Linked DNA regions of Homo sapiens: region 1 is linked to region 2. The links are chromatin contacts, found by Hi-C or POLR2A ChIA-PET in ENCODE. All regions are on one chromosome and are shown on one strand. The core of a region is the stretch at or near the end of the contact, and the rest is flanking DNA. Distances in the headings are between cores, read along the strand shown. Region 1 overlaps PITX1-AS1 (PITX1 antisense RNA 1). Region 2 holds the start of PITX1 (paired like homeodomain 1).

Evidence for each region. Hi-C counts contacts between places; a loop is a spot of excess contacts on that map. ChIA-PET counts read pairs that join two places held with the same protein, here RNA polymerase II (POLR2A). Pooled maps may share reads with other maps.
Region 1: a loop to region 2 is called in a map of PC-3, with 3 times the contacts of the local background. The contact joins the enhancer-like site here to the promoter of PITX1 in region 2. A Hi-C loop is called at or near these places in 5 of 168 maps with a recorded cell type or tissue (Caco-2, K562, PC-3 and 2 more) and 1 of 50 pooled maps. POLR2A ChIA-PET finds 5 or more read pairs at or near these places in 1 of 52 experiments (MCF 10A).

The regions. Positions count from the first base shown.
Region 1 is chr5:135,083,378-135,089,609 of GRCh38, forward strand. All of the region lies in intron 2 of PITX1-AS1 (PITX1 antisense RNA 1), which reads left to right. Among named protein-coding and RNA genes, the nearest start is that of EPIST, 46 kb to the left of the region's middle. Within about 2 kb of position 2,019, at least 2 of the 41 ENCODE cell types and tissues checked have a DNase peak (open chromatin) inside an H3K27ac peak, as active enhancers do; they include PC-3 and PC-9, where a contact is called at or near this core.
Region 2 is chr5:135,030,032-135,036,357 of GRCh38, forward strand. PITX1 (paired like homeodomain 1) reads right to left here and starts at 4,197. Exons shown (of 3, transcript NM_002653.5): 1 at 3,682-4,197; 2 at 1,245-1,477. The coding sequence starts at 3,850. It overlaps PITX1-AS1 (PITX1 antisense RNA 1), which reads left to right and starts at 3,243. Exons shown (of 6, transcript NR_161235.1): 1 at 3,243-3,509. RefSeq lists a silencer at 1,703-1,910 and an enhancer at 3,081-3,713.

The DNA.
Region 1 (6,232 bases), core at 769-3,268, 51 kb after region 2:
TATATACCCAGTAATGGGATGGCTGGGTCAAATGGTATTTCTAGTTCTAGATCCCTGAGGAATCGCCACACTGACCTCCACAATGGTTGAACTAGTTTACAGTTCCACCAACCGTGTAAAAGTGTTCCTATTTCTCCACATCCTCTCCAGCACCTGTTGTTTCCTGACTTTTTAATGATTGCCATTCTAACTGGTGTGAGATGGTGTCTCGTATTTCTTGCCTGTGCTTTCATATTCACTAACAAACTGGTTGGAACACTGTGTTTGTGTTGTTCACAGAACAGCAATCTTTTTGGGGGAACTTCTAACTCTTTTTTCTAGGACTGGCTGGAGGACTCAGAGAAGCCCCCTCCCATTCTGCAGATTTAAGGACATTCACCTAGCTGCCAGCCTTATGTGAATCTGATGGGGGAAAAAGTCAAGGGGGCCTTGACATTCAGAATGTAAACTTTCACTCACTTCCTCTGTTTTCAGTATGGTACTTTACCTCTCATCTGTCCTTGGTGTCCCCCAAACCAGAGTCCTTCTGTTTAACTCTTCCCAGAAAATCCTCCAGTCTTCTATCAGCAGGGAGGGGGGCAGTCACTTGGCTGCAGGGAGTTGGAGAGGGTACCTGTACCTCTAAAGGCTGATGATAAGGGCTTTCAGCCGGCCCTCCTGTTCTCAACCCCTCCTCCCACAGGTCTCTGGTGCCTCTAATTCCTAAGGCTTTGTATAATTCTATGGCAAATGTCAGGTGGCTTTTTGGCTTTCTTCACTGCTGACTTAGGATTTAGTTTACTTAGGTCTGTTAAGTCAGTTCCCCTCATCCATCTGCTTTCCAGTTTCCAACATTTTGTTGCTATGGTTTTCTCTTATGTTCTTCCTATCCTTGTGGATTTAGGCCTTTTGGGGGTACATAGTGCTTTACTTTAATGGGATGTCTTTATCACTTCTTTGATAGTACATGGTCATTATAAAAATCAAAACCATCCAGAGCAAGTGAACTTCCCTCATAATATGCCCTCTCCATAGCTACTCTTAAGTATTTATCCTTCCAGATAGTTTTGCCTTTGTGAATTATATGCATGTGTATGCTGAAATAAATACTCACGTATATAAACACACACACTTTGCAAATATACATGAGATCACATTACACTACAATGTTCTGTAACCAGTCTTTTCCCCCAACACCAAGTCTTGGATGTCTTTCAATGGTATTTAAGGAGCTACTACTTTCTTTTGAATAAGGAGCAGAATGTTCTATCATACCATAACTTACATGCCTAGTCTCTTATTAATGAACATTTAGGATACTTTCGACTTTTTGCTACTCTGAATATGAGTGTACCCACATCTTTGCAAACCTGTCCTTTTGTCTCCTTAGGCATTTTCTTGAAGTGGGATTGCTGGATGGGCATGCTTGGCTAGGATAGTGTCAGATTGCTCTCGAGAGAGGTGGGCCAGCGTGTACTCCATTCCTCGGCGAGTGAGAGGGCTTTTCTCCTTTCCTGCTCCTGCCTTTACCGCTCTTTTTAGTTGTTGCCAGTTAGTTGGGTGAAATGGTATCTGATGGTGCTTTGACTCGCCTTTCTTTGAATAGCAGGGCTAAGCCTTTTTCTGTGTGTCTGTGGCCAGTGTGATGCCCCTGTGAACTGTTGGCTTTCTGTGCAGCTTTTTCTCTTTCAGAAGGGAGGCCTCAGACCCCACTTCATCCCTGGCTTTGCTGCCTGGGTGTCATGGGTCTCTGGGGTCCAGAGGCTGTGTGGATAGTGGGCAGAGGCATGGGGTGAGGGTGGGGTAGTCCAGAGAGCAGTGTGTGCCACCCTCCCAGATTTCTCTGATTCCTTGGAGCAAAGTCGCTTAATTGGGAGTCAGCACAGCCTCCTCCCTCATTAGCACTGGCCTGCAGTGACAGGCCCCGAGGGCAGTGTGGCCCTCTTAGGTGGCTCCACACATGGCTCCATCAGTGCCTGAAGCCTGGTGGGTAGTTCTGGCATTGGCCTGAGTTTTGGCATTCACAAGGGTTTGCATTCCATGAAGGCAGTTGCCTTAAAAAAAAAAAAAAAAAACTTTGCAAAATTGTGAAATATAACACATATAGAAAATATTCAGTTTAACAAATTATTATAAAGTAAACACCATGTAACCACCACCCTGGGAGACAGTTGACTTTTAATAATACCGTGGCAAGTGGAGCTGGCACTTTGCCCTTGACCGTTGGGCTGATGTTACCCTCCAGCCCACCCCAGGGTCTCTGGCTGGGGAGGGGCATCCCTGAGTCATGGGAGGACCACTCAGCTGTGGGGGCTCTAGGTAGGGGGCTGGGGTCTGGTCCGTGGGGAGGGGGCATTGAGTCTGTGACTTGTGCTTTACCTCTCAGCCCTACTTCCCTGACTTGTGCCCTGATAGACTCAGGGAATAGTCAGACCTAAGGAATTTGGGTGGAACCTGAAGGAGCAGGAGAAGCCCAGAAATCCAGAGCAGGAAGCTCTGGGGCAGGCCGGGTTGGTTGGTTTGGGTTTGGGTCAGACACAAGGCATTGACCCCCAGAGGCAAGGCCATGTTGTGTGAGCACAGCCTCCTCCTCCTCTAGGAGTGTCCTCTGTGCAGAATATTTTCCTAGTGGGTTGGACGGGGCTGTGGGCAGCTGAGGGGAGACTGGACCTGCCTGCGCTGTGTGCTCCTGACTCCGGGCTGGGGCCCGGCTGGAGAACCTTCCTGTCTCATGGTTCACCTCCCTTTCCTGCACCAGCCCCGTGGTGCATCCCCAGAGGGGATGTCTTCCCCCAGTGACCAGCCCCGGGGAGGGAATGTCCCGGGGCATTGAGGGGCATCCCCTACACACAGTGGACAGGCCTCAGCCCTCACAGTGCTTGCCCACCTCCACTTCCTGCCCCGTCAGTGGCTCCTTCACTTGTTCAGCCCCCACACAGCTTCCTGCTGTCAACCAGGCATGGGGTAGCGGTGAGGAGCAGGGCAGAGTCCAATGCCTGCCCTCAGGGAGCTCACAGTCCAGTAGAAAGTTCTCTGAGGATGGGATGGGCTCTCTGGTACTGGGTGGTGCAGTGAGGGGGATGGAGGGATGAGCAGGGTGGCATGCGGGGCTGGGCACGGAGTAGTGTGGTCAGGGAGGCGTCGTCCTGCATGAAAGTAGACCTGAAGCACGAAGACTGCGGGCTAGGCCAAGGGGCTGGGAAGAGTGACTGTGGCAGGGGAAGAGCATGTGCAGAGGCCTTATGATGGGGGCGGTGCAGGGAAGGTCAGCGTGGCTGGAGAAGAGAGTGAAAGGAGGAGGAGTGAGAGCTGGGTGGGGCAGGTGAGAGGGGCTGGAGCTGCAGCCCCCATGAGCTACCCAGGGGACTGTACCTGGAGGGGGCTTTGGTTATAGGCACATTGGGTCAGATTTGCATTTGAAGATCACCGTGGCCACTGTGTGGAAGAAGGGTCTAGAAGGGGGAACTGGTTCAGTCACTCTTGCTGGGATCCTGGTGGGAGCAGTGTCAGGGGCATGAAGAGAACCAGGGTAGGAGGGGCAGGACTTGCCAATGGGATGGATGCTAAAGGAGAGGGAGGAGGAGGGGCTTGCATGAGGGCAGAGCCACTCCAGAGTTGGAGGTGCTGGTGGAGGAGCTGGTCTGGAAGGGAGACAAATGAGTTCCATTTTGATGAGCCATGTTTGAGGTTCATCCAGTAGGAGGTGAGGAGTGGGCCTTTGGGTGGGGCTCAGTAGAGAGGTCTGGACAGAGCAATGGGAGTCACCATCGTGGGAGTCACCCCTATCTGCTTGCCTACCTCTGGCTCTTCCCCCTAAGCTGTTGCTCTTGAGTCACCTGGACCAGCCCCACCTGGGCAAAGGGTGGTCCTGCCCAGGAGGCTGCCACGGCTCACCTGTGTCTGTCTACCTGTGGGGCGTGTGCACATGTGTGTAGTAGATGCTCTTGCATAGCTCCAGCTGAAGTTAGGTTGAAGGGGCTGGAGGTAGAGTAGGCAAGAGCAAGCAGAAGCAAGGAGGGACTTGCCCCAGAAAGATGAATTTTGCTGCATGGGGTTAGGCTCACCTCATGGATGCTGGCAGATCCTGGGCACTGGCTGAGGGGAGGAGGGTTGTCCCAGCCTCTAGGCTCTGCCCCATGACTGGATTGTTTGACAAACTCACTTCTCTCAGGGATGGTGTTCTGACCATCAGCCTGAGGGCTGCCTCATTAGACCAGTATCCCTCGGGGTACTAGAACTTTGGAGTACAAGCTGAAATTCAAGGCACACCAAACCCAATTTAAGCTATTTAGGTGTGGGTGGTGTTCTAGGACCTTACAGGGTATGGGGCAGCCTAACTCTCCCCCTTTTTGGCCCCTGTTCCTGCCAGTCTGTGGACAATGTGGACTTGTGGACTTGGCTTTAGCTTTTGGCAGAGAGGGAGGCTCAATGCATCCATTTGCTGTTCAGAGGAACAAAAATTGGCCACGTTAAGCCATATTCTGTTGAGTCCCTTGGATAGGGCTTTGGGCTAAGATTTTAGATGCCTTTTTCCTTTAACCCCCAGCAGTGCCTGGCTAGGAGAGTCCACTCTGACAGTGAGGACCCAGCATGCAAGGGGAGTTGTAGAGGGATCAGTCATCTTGGTCCAGAACCTTATGCTGGGGCACCAGCCACAGCGCCTGAATTGGCCAGGAGCATGGTGCAGGCCAGGTGAGAGAGCATGGCTGTCTCAGGAGCCTCACTCCAGGGTCAAGTTTGCTTAGCAATCAATCATTGCTTCCAGCTGGTAGCATCAGGCAAGGCTTCATGAGGGAGGTGGCCTATGGGGTAAGGCTTAGAATATGAGGAAGTGATTTGGTCCTGCAAAGTTGGGGTGGAGAAGACTTCCAGGGGGATAGTCTTGAGCAATTTTAAGAAGACAGGAAAGTGGGGACTTGTAGAAGGGACCAGGGGATGTTCAGATGATGTGCAGAAGTGAAATAGGAGACTCAGTCTGAAAAAGCAGGTAGGGGCTGGGTGTTGGAGGGATAGAAGAACTCCTTCTGGGGATGGAGAACTCTTATCAGTATTGAGAAGTGAGGTGTGTTGCTAGTTTTTTTTGCTTTTATTATTATTTTTAATTGACATAATAATTATACATATTTATGGGGTACAGTATGATATTTTGATATACACATACAATAAGTAACAAATCAGGGCAATTAGCATATTCATCACGTCAAACGTGTATCATTTCTTTGCATTGGGAACAAAGTCTCCTCTTCTAGCTATTGGAAAGTATGCAATAAATTGTTATTAATTATAGTCACCTTATGGTGCTTAGAACATGGGAACTTATTCCTCCTGTCTAGCTGTAATTTTGTATCTATTCATCAACCTCTATCTCCTGCTCCCCCACCTCCCAGCCTCTAATAACCACTATTCTACTCTCTACTTCTAGGGAATCAGCGTTTTTAGCTTCTCCATATGAATGCGAACATGTGGTATTTGTCTTTCCTAGCCTGGCTTATTTCACTTAACATAATGTCCTCCAAGCTTATCCATGTCGCTTTGAATGACAGGATTTCATTCTCTTTTATGACTGGAAAGTATTCCATTGTGGATATATATCACATTTTCCCTGTGTCCATTGATGGACACTTAGGTTGATTCCATATCTTGGTTATTGTGAATAATGCTGCAATAAACATGGAGATGCAAGTATGTCTTTGATACACTGATCTTTCTCCCTTTGGATATATTCCCAGAAGAGGGATTGTTGGAGCATACGGTAGTTCTATTTTTAGTTTTTTGAGGAATTGCCATACTGTCGTCCATAATGGCTGTACTAATTTATATTCCCACCAACAATGTATAAGAATTCCCCCTTCTCCACATCCTTGCCAACACTTATTATCTTTTGTCTTTTGGATAATAGCCATTCTAACTGGGGTGAGTTGATATCTCATTGTGGTTTTGATTTGTATTTCCCTGATGGCTAGTGATGTTGAGCAGTTTTTCATATACCTGTTGGACATATGTAGAAGACCTGAAAAGCACAGTCAATAAAAGTAAAAATACACAAATAGGATTATATAAAACTAAAAAGCTTCTGCACCACAAAGGAAGCAATCAACAAAGTAAAGGGACAATCAGAAGAATGGAAGAAAATATTTGCAATCTATTTGATATGGTTTGGCTGTGTCCCCACCCAAATATCATCTCGAATTGTAGTTCCCATAATCCCCATGTGTAGTGGGAGGGACCTGGTGGGAGGTAATTGAATCATGGG
Region 2 (6,326 bases), core at 2,947-5,446:
TCCTGCCGCCTAAATATATGCCAAATATGTTTCTCCACAAATATTTAAATTTTTTCTATTCTTACTAGATTCTTCTAATCTTCCTGCCCTTCCTTTTCTCCCCCCAAATTTGGTAAGAACCTCCTAGTCCTCCCCCATCCTTACCTATCTGCCTACCGCATGCCCTCTGCCCACTCGGATTTTCCTCCAGTTCTGAGTGGAGTTTCCTGAGCTAGTTTGCCAGATCCCTGCTTCTCAGCTTTCCCTAGTCCCCAGCACTGACACTACCTGATTCCACCCCCACCCACCCCTACCACCATAAACCTGGGCAGGATTAGTGAGTTCAGGATTACTGAGTGCTGTGTCTTCATTCCAAGTCCCACTGGGCTGGCCAGCCTGCCTAGGGAGGGGTGAGGGCTGGGGTTATGGTAAGGAGTCTGTGGGCCAGCTGGGATTTTGGTCGACTTGGGAGGTGCTCCCAATATCTGATTAAATATTTACGCCCCCAGGGAAGAAATGATTCTCTTGCTACCCTGGCAGGAAAGCCTTGCTTTTACTGGAAACCAAACGGGTGAGAAGAGGGAGAATGCAGGCTGGTCTTGGGTCTGAGATGGCATATCCTAAAAGGGACTGGGAAGGACATTTGGCTCCCGGAGCCACCCCCCACCTCACCTGACGGGAGACCTTCCGGAAAGGGCAGAAGGCAAAGGGTCCTACTGATGGCTGGGGAGGGTGGAGAATATCTTGAGCTTTTAGAGAATCTGCTTATGAGATGGGACCACTGCTCCAGGAAGTTTTGAGAGCCCCAAACCCAGGCACCTTTCAGGCTTCTCCGAGGCAGCCAGACAGGACCTGCCTTTCCCTTTCGTTTTCGGGATAAGGCCAACAGCTCCCGAGGTCCCCAGCGGCAGGGAATCCACTGCCCAGTCTCTGGCCCAGGGTATCCTGCTAACATCTGAGTGGGTCCTGGGCCCCATAGGGCATGGGGGAGTCCCCTGGGGGCACAGGTCTTTGGGCTGGGGTTGCCTTAGTCCGAGGATCAGGTAGGATGAGGGTCAAAGGGGTTGAAGGTCCGAGGCGCCTGGAGGCCTGGCAGACGCTAGTGGGCCAGGGCCTAAGGTGGGGATCTCCGGTGGAGGGAGGGAGCAGGTCTGAATGGTGGGAGAGTGAAGTTCTGCTTGTGGGTCTAAGCTTTGGAGGGCTGCAGCAGAGGCGGCCCGGGAGCCCTCTGCGCGGGTGCCCTTAGGCGCGCACCCCTTGCTCACCCGCACGCGCGGCTCGGTGAGGTTGGTCCACACGGCGATCTCCTCCCTCATGCTCATGTCGGGGTAGCGGTTCCTCTGGAACGTGGCCTCTAGCTCTTGCAACTGCTGGCTTGTGAAGTGCGTACGTTGCCGCCGCTGCTTCTTCTTCTTGGCTGGGTCGTCTGCGCCGCCGCAGCCCGTGCCTCCCGCACCACTGTCCTCGGGCCCCTTGGGTTCCCCGCCGCGCTCCTTCTCTGCAGTAGGCAGGACGGGGAGCGGGTCACCTGGGCTTACGCCCCGTTGCACCCCGTCCCGGCTCCACCGAACCGCTCGCCACCAGCGCTGGCGGTCTTCCCTCCCTCCCTCCCTCTAGGGTTCCTGGGAACTGTCCCCACTGGAAAGCGCCCGCCGGGTGCTGGTCGTCAGTAGGCACCTCTAGTCTGGTGTGCCGCGGAGAAGAGCCCAAGAATCGGAGCTGGAGCCGCGGGCCTGCGTTCCTGGCTGGGCAGGGCCTGCACCCTTAGCTCGGCTCAGATTCTGACCCTGCTGCTGATGTTCCCAGCAAATGTATGCTTTTTGTTTGTTTGTTTTGCGAACTCTTAGGGGGTCTAAATCTGAGGGGGTCTCTGCTTTTCTGAACTAGGATCAGATCTCTCCAGCCTAAAGTCCCTCCACTTTCTTCTCCTCAGGGGTGTATGGGAGCCCCACTGGGCAGGCACAACACAGCCGGGTTCTCGGCCTTGCTTCCAGGCCTCCAGTCCCAAAGCCTAGAAAACCCCACCAACTGCAGCCCAGACAGACAGACTCTGTCTAGGTGACCTCGGGCTTTAGTCTGTCTCTCTTTGAAGCTACACAAAACACACGCAGTCATAGAAACATTAATACATAAAGAAAAAGAGTTTAAAAACAAAACACAGAAGCCCAGAAAAGCTCACAGCTCTATGCCTAAAGACACTGAAAGGGCCACAAATTCTCAAAATCAGACAGGAAGAAACACAGAGCAAATGTAAATTAAGAAGCCAGAAAGCTCCGTACAAACACACCCCTAACTAAATACAGAGCTGTAAGTGTATAAACTCCAGGTTGACAGAAGCATTTATTTCTCTGGGATTTAAAAAAATAATGTACCGTTGTAGATAGATTTTTAACTCCTTCCCAATAAGGCCCTTGTAGAGATAATTTTTAAATCCCAGAGAAACACATTATAGTTAGATAATTTAAATTCCCCAAATAACACCACTGTAAATGGATTTTGAGAAAATTCCGGAGAAACGCGCCATTTTGGATTGACTTTTTAAAATCTCCGGAAGAATAATGTTGCATGTAGATATTTTAAATTCCAGACCTACACTTCGTACGTTAATTCTTTCAGAATCGAAAGATACAGTTAAAATTAATTCATCCTCATAGATTTGGTTCAAAAAAATCAATATACGATTATATATCTCTCTAGGTTTTAAAAATAAAACCAACCAAAGACCGCGCTTAAAACTTTTGAAAACAAAAGTAGAGTTCAGCGTTGATTATGTTTTAACCAAGCAAACAACCTCTCAGAAAAATCACTTAGGGATGCAAAAGAGAAACAGATACTAAGAAAGTGGAGAGAAACATTCAGCTGTGTATTAAGAAATGAACGCAGAAGAGGCGCCCACACCGGGGAGCTCGGAGCCCCTCCGGAACCCGGCCGGCTGCGCTGGGCAGCGGATTCGCTGCCCCACTGCCCGCGCCGGCCACCCGCGGGCCCAGTTCGCTGCTGGAAAAAAGCTCCAGCTCGGACAAAAAAAGGCAGCGCGGAGGGAGACGCGCAGGAGCCGGGGCGGGGGCCAGAGCCGGGCTGCTCCGGGCTTCGGCCGCGCACGTGGGCCGGATCCCTTGATCGGCGTTCCGGCTGGCCTTGCTGGGAGTCCGGCCGCGCCTGTTGGCCCGCTCGCCCTCACCGTCCTCTGTGTCTCCCTTCTACTTGATGACCCCTCTCCCCCCGTTTACCCTTCCCGCCCGCCCCTTCTCTTTGGTCTCTTTCATTCTGTCGCCTACTGTCACGGTGTTAACCTCCCTCTCTGTCTCTCTGAGTGCGTTCTCTCGCCCGTCACCCCTCTTCCTTTCTCGGTCTCCTCCTCTCCCTTCGTCCGAGCCGCTCCTTAGCGCCCAGTTGCGCAAATCAAATTCTTTCCCGTTCTATTTACTCCTGATCAAGAGGGGCTGTCAGTCCAACCCTCCAGCTGTAGGCTCGTGCATCTGCCAGTCTCTTGGCGCGTGGGGACCGCGTGGAAGTGCCTTCGCGTGTGCGTAAGTTTCCGCGTTCACCGTCAGGTCGAGAACGGGAAAAAGAAAGCTCCTGACGCTTCTGGGGCGGAGAGGGAGCTTGGTTGCGCGGCGCGGGCGTCAGGCCCTGCTCCCAGCTCCCCGTGCTCCGCGCCCGGGTAGGCTCTGTGCGCGCCGCGCGGGGAACGGCGCTTACCTGGCAGCTCCGTGTCAGACGACTCGCTGGCGGAGTTCTCGAGCGGCTCGCGGGGGTCGGCGGGCCGGGCCAGGTGGAAGGCGGGCCCCATGTCATGGGGTGGCGGCGGCGGCGGCCGGAGCCCCTCCGGCAGCCGCTCCAGGCTCATGCCCCCCTTGAAGGCGTCCATGGAGGTGGGGACCGCGGCGGGCGCTCCAGGGGCCGGGGCTGGGCGCGCCCCGCCGCCCTGGCTGCGACCTGCGGGGACAAGAGCGCAGCGCCTAAGCGGCTGCCCTCCAGGGCTGCCGGCGCCTGCAGCGACGCCGTGCCCGCCCCATGGACCGCCCGGGGCTGCGGCGCCGGGCGGGCAGAGGCGGCGGCAGCTTCTCGCGACTGGGCGCCTGGCTCAGCGCTCCGCGCTGCGCTCCTGCCGCTCGGGCCTCAGCAGCCCGGCCGGCCCCGGCTCCGGCTCCGGCTCCGGCTCGCGATCCGGGGCCGGTTTCTAAGGCTCCGGACGGCGCCGGCAGAGTCTGTCTTAAAGCGACAGCGCGCACAGCCAGGTTCCAGCAGTCCCTGCGCCAGGGGTGCTGGGTGGGGTGGGCCTGGGTGGGAGGGGGCTGGGGAGGGAGCGAGCGAGCGAGGGAGCGCGGGCGGAATCCAGCCCCAAGCCGCCCGCGCCGCCGCGCCCTCACTGCCGCCCTCCCTCCCTCCCTGCCTCGCCCGCGCCCTCCCCCTCCGCAGCCACCTTCCCGCCGCCTCCCCGCCCCCCGCGGCCTCGCCGCGCCTCTCCCTCCTTCCCCGGTGACACACCGAGTTCTCCCTCGGCCTCACAAAAGAAACGCATCTGGCCTGCGAGTCCCGGGCGGCTCGTGCACACCTCAGGCCTCAAATGACTTGTTTCGCCTAGAATCAACTCCCGTCTCGGCCGCCTCGAAGTCCCCAGCCCTGGCGAGAACAGCCCAGGATGAGTGAATGTTTGCCGAACAGGATCGCACCGAGCGGGCGCCTTCGAGCCAGCGCCGGGGCGGGGGCAGAGCCCGGGGCCCGTTCCGGCAGCTCCCAGCGGTGTCCTCGTCGAGGGGCCGCCTGCCCCTCCTTCTCCAGCCTCTTCTCCCGGGAACTCAGCCCGGCTGAGTGACAGCAGCCTGCGCTCTAATGGGCCCCCGGATGCTGCCTCCTAATTAGCTTGGACCTTCTCCCCTACGGCTGCTTCTCAGGCCTCCCTCTCTGCACCGCAGTCAATTTTCCGGGATTGGGATAGAAATGATGGCTTCTAATCAGACGAAACGTTTCTGCTGGCTCTAGGCGTTTGGAGAATGCAGAAGGAAGACCCCAAGGATCCCAGCCAGACCCCACAGCCTCTTGTACCTCTCCCCTTGTTTTACACCTTAGGCCTTGGCCAAATGGGCCAGGCCTGGCCTTGGCAGGCATGGGGTTGGCCTTGGCAGCCTTTGCCCTCCTTCAGGGTAGCTTTGTCCCAGCCTGGGGCCTGCGTCCTGGCTTCCCAGGGCTTCAGGCATAGGCCTGGTAAGCCAGGTGACTGCTGTCTCCCAACCCTGGGCCAGCAGCCCAGGAAGCCCTCAGTCTTCCAGCTTCTCTCCCACACAGTGGTAGCTGAGCTGCAGCTCCAATGGGCCTTCACTGGGCACAGGCAAAGACATTACTCTCCCACTCCTAAGAGTGATTCCCTCCTCGAGTCCTTGCACGTAGGTGAAGTTTGTCGAAGGATTTTGCTCAACAATTGTTAGCTGGCCCCGAGACCTCAGCGTCTTGAGCAAACAGGCCACAGCTGGGGCGGCAAGGCGCCGCCCTGACCTGCTCCTCTGGCCATAGGCGGACCCCAGACTGCCCTCTGCCCCTCACCTGTGATCAGCTCCACCAGACACAGCAACCCAAGGGAGCTGCGCCAGGATTGTCTGCCTGGGAAAGAAGCAGGGAGGTGTCCAGTGTCCTCACCCCAAAACCCAGTGCCTCCTCAACTCCTGGGTGGGTGGCACTGACTGTGCAGGTATCAGCGTCTGGGGCACTCTGCAGGTTCTGCCTTTGAGTCCTCGTCTTACCCCTTCCCATCACAGGGAGACACCCAGGGTCAGCTGAGCTCCTTGTGGGGGCTGCTGGGGCCAGGGTCGGGCATGCAGGGTGGAACCAGGCCTGCCTTCCATTCCCTCCACGTTAGTCCAAAGCACCCCCACCCCTACCCCCATCCCCATCCCCATCCCCATCCCCATCCCCATCCCCATCCCCCGCTCTGGGCCGTGGAGAGACAGCACAGCTCCTTAGGGCCTGGTCCTTTCTCACTGTGGGTCTGTGACCACAGGATGCAGGGTCTGAGGCCAGAGGGAGGACACTTCTCAGGGGTTTGGATTGGGGAGGCTCAGTGACTCCTGCCTTCTTCCAAGCTGAGATCTCCCTCCATGAAATGAGTCTTGGCTACGGGGAGGGGAACATGGGGAAGCACAGTTGCCCAGCATTTGCCCTCAGCCCCACCGTTGCCATGTTTCTTGGCCACCTTTACCACGAGTCTCCTGCAGTAGAAGATCCCTCCTTTCAAGGAGATATTCAGGTGTTGCAGCGTGCTAGGGAGTGTCCCTTCACAGACCATTCTTTTTTTAGCTGTCTTACCAAAAAGAACAGCCTGAATGCAGACAGCATGGGGGCACGCACAC